2 separate regions of the Homo sapiens genome follow, and region 1 is linked to region 2. A link is a contact called in ENCODE Hi-C or POLR2A ChIA-PET data. All regions are on one chromosome and are shown on one strand. Each heading gives the region's core, a stretch centred on a gene start or an enhancer-like site at or near the end of the contact. The rest is flanking DNA. Distances are from core to core; before and after follow the strand shown. Region 1 overlaps RGS9 (regulator of G protein signaling 9). Region 2 overlaps RGS9 (regulator of G protein signaling 9).

Region 1 (4,948 bases), core at 863-3,362, 36 kb after region 2:
GTCATGTCTGTCCAATTAAAATGTAAATTTCTCAGAAACACAGGCTAAGTCTCTATTTAGTTTCTCCCATGGTGCTGTACACAAAGCTGTCCCGGATAACTGAGTGCCAGATGAGCTCTCACCCAGACTGGAGATCCAAAGCCGCTGGACGATCCATTGCAGAACATCACTTCCTGAAAAACAAGAGACATTTGCGGTTATTGTCATAGCCTCCTGACACATCCCCGCTCCTCCACGCTGTTGCCTGACTGGTCTCCTTCCCGTTCAGCTGCGATTTCATTCCTCTTCGCTCAGAACCTTCAGAAACCCCCACCTCATCATGCTCAGTCCCAGCTCTGCAGCCTGTAATTCAAGGCTATCCATGATCTGACTCCAGCAGATGTGCAACTTAACACCGCACGCACCCCCAGCCCACACATACATACACACACGCTTCATCTTTACATCTCTTGTTGTATTGATCTTTTACCTGACGATAACTTGTACATGGTCTGTTATTCACTAACTGGATAGTAAATAGGCTAAGTCTAAACACACACACACACACATACACACACACAAAACAGACCCGAGGCAAGCTGTTTGCAGGGCTCTGGACCAAGCTGGGACTCTGGGAGTAAAACAGAGACAGGGATGAGAAGAGGACAGGCTGAGGGCTGGGGCCGGCTCTCCAACTCCCCAAGTTCCCAGGCAGAACTCCGAGGAGTCAGAAACTTCTAAACTTGAACCTGGCCTTCCATGACATTGTGAAGGTACTTTTGTCAGGGTAGGAGGTTGGGACCTATCCTAGTTGATTTATAACTTTAGATGATGGAATGAAGGCTCCATGTGTACTCTCGCCCCAGGCCCTGCAAATCTTAGGGGCTGGCTTGGGAACAACACACAAAAAAACATGAAAAAATGGCATGAAAAACAGCAGGAGAGGCGGGCTCAGAGGCCAGGAGAGAATGTGCACCCGTACACCCGTCCCACCCACCTGCTCCCCTCAAGGATTCAGATTTATCTAAGGGTCAAGGCAAGCCAAGTTCCACCAACAAGCCCAGAGCTGCCGTACGACCCCACAGAAGCTCTGAGCCCCTTCCCTCAGCCTGGGCCCTCTCACCTCACAAGCAGAAGGTACAGCTCGTAGGCACAAGGTAATAGCATCTCAGAAGATAGACAAGGTGCCCTGGAACGAAGCACCGCATCACAGATACCATCGTGCAGATGCCAATGGTCACATTTTCCAGCAATCTTAGCCTGCTTTCCAAAGGCCAAGCTGGAAGCCTGTCTGCATGGAAACAGGCCCACATAACACATCAAAGAAGAGGGCCAGGATTGAGACTCCACTCCCTGTGTTCTTATGTCTGGATAATTGCCAATGATACTTCCCTCCTCGGAGGCGGTGCAGGGACATTTCTTCTTATGACCCATATACACGCTCTCTGGGCGTAATTGCCTGCCTACGACCATGGCTGGGTGTAGACAACCTGTAATTCTTCCCTTCATGCCCACACCCTAGGACACAAATGTCCAGCCATGATCTCTGTCAGTGTCCACATGCACACTGTCATGGCTTTCCATGGTTCTCCCTCTGTTGCTCTTAGCATCATTCACTCCTGGATGGCTGTTCAAAAGCAAAATCCTTCATCTAAACTCCTAGGACTGGGTGTTTAGACTTTCCACACCAAGTCTCTCTCTTTAAATGCTACACAGTGGTGCGCAGGCAGAGAGACAGACCTAGGCAGACATCAGACTGATTAGCTCTCTCCACCGAGGAGCCGAGGGCTTTCTCATCCACTTGACTGCCTCCCGAAATAGATCAAATGAGATTATGGTGCCACCAGCATCTGTACCACGCGGTCTACGTTGACAGCCTGGCAGGCTGCTCAGCCTCCCGCATCAGCCACCTTTGTCCCGAGGAAGCCCTGGGACGCCTGCCGTCCAAGAAGTTAAATAATTTTTTTTTATCGGTGCTGTTGTTGCAGGACCAGGGCTTCTCCCTGTGTTGTTTCTACAGCAGCTGGAATTCACCTGTGCAGGAGGAACAAGGAAGCCATGGCAGGATGGGCGACCTCGCCCAAATCCAGGAACCAAGTGTGCCCCGTGTGCAGGGAAGGAAAGCAGCTGGTGCACAACTGACAGTAGATAAGAATATGGACTCTGGGCTGGGCGCGGTGGCTCATGCCTGTAATCCCGGCACTTTGGGAGGCCGAGGCGGGTGGATCACCTGAGGTCAGGAGTTCGAGATCAGCCTGACCAACATAGTGAAATCTCATCTCTACTAAAAATACAAAAATTAGTTGGATGTGGTGGTGGGTGCCTGTAATCCTAGCTACTCCGGAGCTGAGGCATGAGAATCGCTTGAACCCAGGAGGCAGAAGCTGCAATGAGCCAAGATAGTGCCACTGCACTCCAGCCTGAGCAACAGAGAAAGACCCTGTCTCAAAAAAAAGTATAAGTAAAAATAAAATATATATATGGACTCTGGAGTCACATTGCTGGGCTGAAATTCAAGCTCACTCATGAAATGAGCTTAAGGACATGAAGGCAAGTTGCTGAAACTCTTTGGTCTCCATAACCCCATGTGCAAAAAGTGGGCAGTCATATCTACCCTTAACTTTATTGTGAGTGTTAACAGACAATGTGTGGGAAAGCACTAGCTACCACCACCATCCAGCACCCACTGCATACTCAGCACCTGCACAGAACTCTCTCACTTCCTTCCTGCACTCGTTCCCTTAGGGAGGGATTGCCATTCTTGCATTAAAAATGAGAAAACTGGCCAGCTGTGGAGTCTCAAGCTGGTAATCCCAGCACTTTGGAAAACCGAGGCAGGAGGATCACTTGAGCCCAGGAGGTCAAGGCTGCAGTGAGCCATAATTTTATGACTGCACTCCAGCCTGGGAGACAGCATGAGACCCTGTCTCAAAACAAACAAACAAAACAAAACAAACAAACAAAAACAATGGAGAAAGTAAACTGAGACCAGGGCTACAGCTAGAAAAGACACCTGAAGGATTTAATCCTTCACTCTCCACACAAGGACAGACAATAAGTGACTCATGCATTCAATAAACTTTTACTAACCATCTGTTACAAACACAGCTCTGAGAAGCATTGGGATTACCCAGATGAGCAAGACAAGGTACTTTCCCTTAAAGGGCCCCAGTCCAGTAGAGAATTCAGGCCAAAATTAATGACAGTCAAAGGCAGGGAGGGGGACAGGGTCAGGGATGCCTTCAGGAAGAATTGCCCCAGCTGCATCTGAGGTGATGGGGGACACAAAGGCACCCTGAAAAGTCTGCCCCCTGTTTCCACTCTTTGGGTGCCCAGAGCTACGCTGGTTCTTGGCCTTTCCAAAGTCTGGCTTGTCAGTGTTTCCTTTTCCTCCATGAGCTGCTCTATAGCATTTCAATTACTTCCCCTTTTGCTCCAACAAAAGAGTGGGTCTTCTGTTGCTTGCATGCAAGGAAACCTGAGTGACACATTGCTGGTGGGGGCATCCTTTCTTCTAAGCAGTCAGAAAGGGAAAGGGGAAGCTGTGAGCCAGCTTGTCTCTGCAAAGACTAGGGCACCTTGAGTGAAAAATAAATAGTCAGGTCAGGGGTGGCATAGAGAGGGAGGCCTCACATTGAGCACAGCCGTGGTGAGGCCCGGGCTTGGGCTATGAGAAGCTGTCTGCTTCTGCAGGCAATACGCCTAAGTATGAAACATTGTCTTTACTGCAAAATCAAGATCAGAAAACAGGTAACACATTAACCAAAATGCTCTCTTAATATTGGCGTCCAGCCCTTCTTGCCAATATCCCCAAATGATGCTCTGTAGGCACCTCACCCCCACACACAGAGAGGAGACAGTGGCACCACTCCCACAGGGCAGTTGAGAAGGGCCTGAAATGAATTAGAAGGTAAACGGTGGAGCAAAACAAAGGCCAACTTTTTTCTGCTAAATAGTATTTTTTTTTCTGCTACTTGGTTTCATTAAAACAAAGCAAACAAAACAACAAAACAAAAAATGACAGTGAAGGTTTCTAAAATGACCTTCTGGGAGGAATGGCTTCAAGAAATGACCTGTTGAGTCCTTTTCTCCCTCCTGACCCCTTCCTCAGAGGAAGACTTTAGTCCAGGAGTCAGCAAATGTACTCTGTAGAGCGCTAGATAGTAAATAAACATTTCAGCTTTGTGGGAGTCTTGTTCTGTCACCCAGGCTGGAGTGCAGTGGTGCGATCTTGGCTCACTGCAAACTCCGCCTCCCGGGTTCAAGTGATTCTCATGCCTCAGCCTCCCGAGTAGCTGGGATTACAGGCATGCACCACCATGCCTGGCTAATTTTTGTATTTTTAGAAGAGATGGGGTTTCACCATGTTGGTCAGGCCGGTCTCGAACTCCCGACCTCAGGTGATCCACCTGCCTCGGCCTCCCAAAGTGCTGGGATTGTAGGTGTAAGCCACTGTGCCTGGCCACAACTATATATTTTAACTCTGCCATTGTAGTGTAAGAGCAGCCATAGACAATACATAAATGAGTGAACATGGATATGTTCCAATAAAACTTTATTTAGAAATAAAGCTTTGTTTTGTTTTGTTTTGTTTTGTTTGAGACGGAGTCTCGCTCTGTCGCCCAGGCTGGAGTGCAATGGCGCAATCTCTGCTCACTGAAAGCTCTGCCTCCCAGGTTCAGGCCATTCTCCTGCCTCATCCTCCCGAGTAGCTGGGACTATAGGCACCTGCCACCATGCCCAGCTAATTTTTTGTATTTTAATAGAGACAAGGTTTCACCGTGTTAGCCAGGATGGTCTTGATCTCCTGACCTTGTGATCCACCCGCCTCGGCCTCCCAAAGTGCTGGGATTACAGGCGTGAGCCACTGCACCTGGCCAAAAATAAAGTTTTTTACAAACACAGGAGGTGGGCCGTATTGGGCCTGTGGGGTCTATTCCAGGCCAAGACTAAAGTGCAAGCTACATCA
Region 2 (4,693 bases), core at 1,306-3,805:
GGCCCTGCCCGCCCAGAACTTAAGTTTACGCTAATTAGATATCAAACATGCAAAGCCATACATATGATTTTTTAATTTTCAAAACCAATCTGTTGTTAAACATAGAGTCACCATTTGACTCAGCAATTCCACTCCTGGATATACACCCGAGAGAAATGAAAATATGCCCACACAAAAACCTGCCCACGAATGTTCATAGCCGCATTCTTCATAATAGCTAAAAGGCAGAAACCACCCAAATGTCCATCAGCAGATGAATGGATAAACAAACTCTAGTGCATCCATACCATGAAGATGATTCAACCATAAATGGGAATGAAGTTCTGATCCATGCTACAAGATTCGTAAACCTTGAAAACATGATGCTAAGTGAAAAAAGCTCGTCGCAAAAGACCCCATAGTCTTTCCTAGATTTCCTAGAAGCGCAATACCCAAGAGATGAAATCAATACACAGGTCAACTGACCAGCCTGTCCTCTTTTCCTGTATCGATTTAGTGACATACTTATTACTGTCTTCTTAGAAACTTGCTCGAATCGAGTAGCCCTTGGGATTGGCAAGTATTTGACAAAATCAGTTCCTCTTCTACTTGTGAAATGAAACATTGTCTGCCAGCCAGTCCCTCTGTCATTCCTCAGATTCCAAGTGATGCCATTGATAGGAAATGTCCAGACAGACAAATCCGTAAACACAGAAAGTAGATTCATAGTTGCCTAAGGCTGGAGGGCGTCCAGGGTTTCTTTTTTGTGTAATGAACATGTTTTAAAATTGATTGTAGCTCTATGAATATAATAAAAACCATTGAACTGTATGCTTTGAAGGGGTGAATTTTATGGCATGTGAATTGTAACTCAAAAACGGTTTTTTAAAAAACACCAATATATAAAATACATACAATTTGGCATTTAAGTCCCAGAACTGGGTGTCATCGGTGATCCAGGGGTTGCTGGGGAGGCAGCCTGACATGATGGCATCGTTGGATGAGAACTGCTCACTGTATTTCACAATCCTGAAAAGGAAACAGAAAATGATTTCCTAGAAGCTCGACACCCAAGATATGACATCAATACACAGGTCAACTGACCAGGCTGTCCTCTTTTCCTGTATCGATTTGGTGACATACTTATTACTGTTTTCCTAGAAATTTCCTCAAATCAAATAACCCTTGGGATTGGCAGGTATTTGACAAAATCAGTCCCAATTCTACTTGTGAAATGAAACATTGTCTTCCATCCAGTCCCTCTGTCATTCCTCTATACCTATTTCTTTTTCTTTTTTTTCTTTTTTTTTTTTTTTTGAGACAGCCAAGCTGGAGTGCAGTGGCACAATCTTGGCTCACTGCAGCCTCCGCCTCCCAGGCTCAAGCAATCCTCCCACCTCAGCCTCCTGAGTAGCTGGGATCACAGACGCGCACCACCAGGCCAGGCTAATTTTTTTTTTTTTTTGTATTTTTGGTAGAGATAGGGTTTTGCCAAGTTGCCCAGGCTGGTCTCAAACTCCTGGGGTCAAGCGATCCACCTCAGTCTCCCGAAGTGCTGGGATTACAGGTGTGAGCCACCATGCCCGGCCTTTCTGTATCTATTTCATTAAAATATGGCCTGTTTATATTTTATCAATAGGTTTTTAGATTCAAACCAACTTGGAGTGTTCAAACTTGTGTCTCTGCACCCATCTTAGAAGCCCAAAGTTGCCACAGACTCCAAGACTCTTGCCATGTTGGGTTCTACCCTTTCTCAGGATAATGCCTGGGTTTGGAAACTTAGGCCCATTATTTAAACCTGGGGCTTAATTGGTCCAAACACACTATTTGGAGGAAGAGCTAATTCCTTCTCTTCTAGCTATTATGGAAATACATACTGTATTATTATTAACTACAGTCATCCTTCAGTGCTACAGAACACTATCTAGCTGTAATTTCGTAACTTTTTTTTTTTTTTTGAGACATTGTCTTGCTCTGTCACTAAGGCTGGAGTGCAGTGATGCAATCATGGCTCACTGCAGCCTTGACCTCCCCAGCTCAAGCCGTCCTCCCACGTCAGTGTCATGATGAGATGGGACCACGGGCATGTGCCACCACCTGGCTAATTTTTTTTATTCTTTGTAGAGATGTGGTCTCACTATGTTGCCCAGGCTGGTCTTCAACTCCTAGACTCAAGCAATCCTCCTGCCTGAAACTTCCCAAAGTGCTGGGATTATAGGCGTGAGCCACCGCTCCCGGCCTAATTTTTTATCCTTTAACAAATACTTCCCTATCTCCCCTTCCCCCTTCCCTTCCCAGTCTGTAGTAACCTCTGTTTTACTTTATATACTTTCAAATAGCCAGAAAAGAAGATATTGAATGTTCCCAACACAAACAAATGATAAATGTTTGAGATGATGGATATGCTAATTACCCTGATCCTATCAATACACATTGTATGTATTGAAACATCACTATGTACCCCCTAAACATGTACAATTATGTGTCAATTTAAAAAACTTTTCTAAAAAAAGCTAATTCCCTTGAGTTGAGTCAGACCTTCTGAGTCAATGCATTTCCTGCTGTCTGGGTATTGAAAACCTGCTGTGCCTCCTCCCCGTAGGTGGGGAATTGTGTCCACAGTGAATGTGAAATGCACCTGCCCTGAAGTCTTCCCTCAGCCATAAGATTTGGACAGAACAGGATCCATGCCTTAGAGATAAACCACTGGTACCTTAGAGACAAGCACTGGGTTTGCAATTCTATTCAGAACTCAAGCCCCCTGGCTTATTCTCTCCCGAGACTCTCTTAGTCGACAATCAGACCTTTTTTATTTTTTTCTTTTTGAGACAAAGTCTTGCTCTGTCTCCCAGGCTGGAGTGCAGTGGCGCTATCTCAGCTCACTGAAGCCACCTCCTCCTGGGTTCAAGCAATTCTTGTGCCTCAGCCTCCCAAGTAGCTGAGACTACAGGGGCACACCACCATTCCTGGCTAATTTTTGTATTTTTAGTAGAGACGGGGCTCCATTTTGACCAGGCTGGTCTTGAACTCCTGACCTCAGGTGATCCGCCCCGACCTCAGCCCTGAAATCCTGACCTCAGGTGATCTGCCCACCCCAGCCTCCCAAAGTACTGGGATTACAGGCATGAGGCACCTCGACGGGCCCAGACATTTACCAGTGGAGAAGCTGGAGGTAAAAAACAACAACAACAACAAAAAAAAAAACTGGTTCACAGGTCAAAACACTAATGATGTCAAAATTACGGTAATGAGGTCCTGAGACAAATAAAAATTGGAAACTGGGTCTAAGAACTATCCTTGGGTCTCCTTCCATTTTCTTTCTGTTTGGTTTCATGAAACTGGGTTTATGGAACACGGAAGTAAATGGTTTTGAGTTTATCACTGAACAATGATGATTATTATAACCCAAAGTGAATGCCCCTGAGTACACAGGTGCCCTCCTCAGCTGGGATCAGGGCTTAGCAGCAGCAGAGTCACTGAAATGTGTGTGGGGTCAGGGCATATTTTCTCAGGCAGATGGCATTTTTGCAAACTGGGGACATAGGAAGATGTAAAACATTTTTACAAGAGCCCAACCCTTAAACATATTGAAGGAAGGCACTAAACAAAACAGCATCTTCAGTCCCGATTAGTACCATGACTTGAGTCTTACACAGTCAGAATACATGATTAGTCACATCGTGCCTCCCAGGAATAAGCCAAGTTTATTTTCATGTGTGCAGGAAAATCCCAGAGTTAGAAATGCAGTCCTAAGATAAATTCCGCATTTTAAAAGAATAACTGCTTGCACGTGGGAGGCAGCACTCAGCTCTTTCTTGTCTCCTAGATGATGTCCTATGGGGGGCTGGGTCAAGGTAGCCAGAAAGTTCAATAAATCAAACATAAATGTCCAATTTATCTTAATGGGATTTTAAATCAAAGATGAACAATGGACATTTAGTAGCACATGGAACCAGTAAACATGACTCACACACTCCTAATGAATTGGAACCAGTAACGATAGGAACCCAGGCTGTCTTGGATCCTCACAGGGTCTACAGTCCACGGACTTCCAACTCTTTCTAACTTCCCCATCCACACATTAGTGGATTCCAAGAAACATAACAGTCTTTTCTAGAACCTCACCTACGCTCGATTTTGCATAACCCAAGATGAGACCCGGAGGTTTATTCTGAGGGATGAACTAGGAACTAAGCCCCCAAGAGACTGGTTTTGTCCCTCACAGTTCTGCTGAATCTTCAGTCTGTCAGCCCAGGACTTGTCGAGTTTGCAGAAGTTCTCCTCTTGTCTACCTGTTCATCAGACTTTAGCAAGATCAACAAATCAGGGACATACCCTCCCAGGGACACAGAAGACTTCACTGTGGACCTCATCAAGGCCTGTTGGTAATACATGATCTGGAAGAGACACAGTTGTTAGAAGGTATTCAACCCCCTCCCACCCTTCAGTGTCACTACACACAGCCTCCAAACCCAGAAGCCATTTACCCAGAGCCACATCCCGTTCCATGCCCAGAGCCAGCCCCCTCAGTACCAGTGGGTCAGGCCCACAGTGGACAGATGACCACAGACTTCAAATCAGTGGCCTCCTTCAGCCATTATGTATTAGTCTGGGAAAAAGCATCAGCAGAAAAAAAAAAAAGTTCTAAGGAGCATTCAACTGAGACACGGGGACAAACGCTTGGCTTTTCCCTCACATGTCTCTGGCAGACAGA

Evidence for each region. Hi-C counts contacts between places; a loop is a spot of excess contacts on that map. ChIA-PET counts read pairs that join two places held with the same protein, here RNA polymerase II (POLR2A). Pooled maps may share reads with other maps.
Region 1: a loop to region 2 is called in a map of left cardiac atrium, with 7 times the contacts of the local background. The contact joins two enhancer-like sites. A Hi-C loop is called at or near these places in 6 of 168 maps with a recorded cell type or tissue (GM12878, GM13977, Jurkat and 3 more), 20 of 37 single-sample maps with no recorded cell type and 12 of 50 pooled maps. POLR2A ChIA-PET finds 5 or more read pairs at or near these places in 9 of 52 experiments (Caco-2, GM12878, H1 and 6 more).

The regions. Positions count from the first base shown.
Region 1 is chr17:65,153,520-65,158,467 of GRCh38, reverse strand. RGS9 (regulator of G protein signaling 9) reads right to left here. Exons shown (of 19, transcript NM_003835.4): 3 at 123-173. Among named protein-coding and RNA genes, the nearest start is that of RGS9, 19 kb to the right of the region's middle. RefSeq lists an enhancer at 3,033-3,192. Within about 2 kb of position 2,112, at least 5 of the 41 ENCODE cell types and tissues checked have a DNase peak (open chromatin) inside an H3K27ac peak, as active enhancers do.
Region 2 is chr17:65,189,858-65,194,550 of GRCh38, reverse strand. RGS9 (regulator of G protein signaling 9) reads right to left here. Exons shown (of 19, transcript NM_003835.4): 11 at 4,315-4,376; 12 at 895-1,008. Among named protein-coding and RNA genes, the nearest start is that of RGS9, 55 kb to the right of the region's middle. Within about 2 kb of position 2,555, at least 3 of the 41 ENCODE cell types and tissues checked have a DNase peak (open chromatin) inside an H3K27ac peak, as active enhancers do.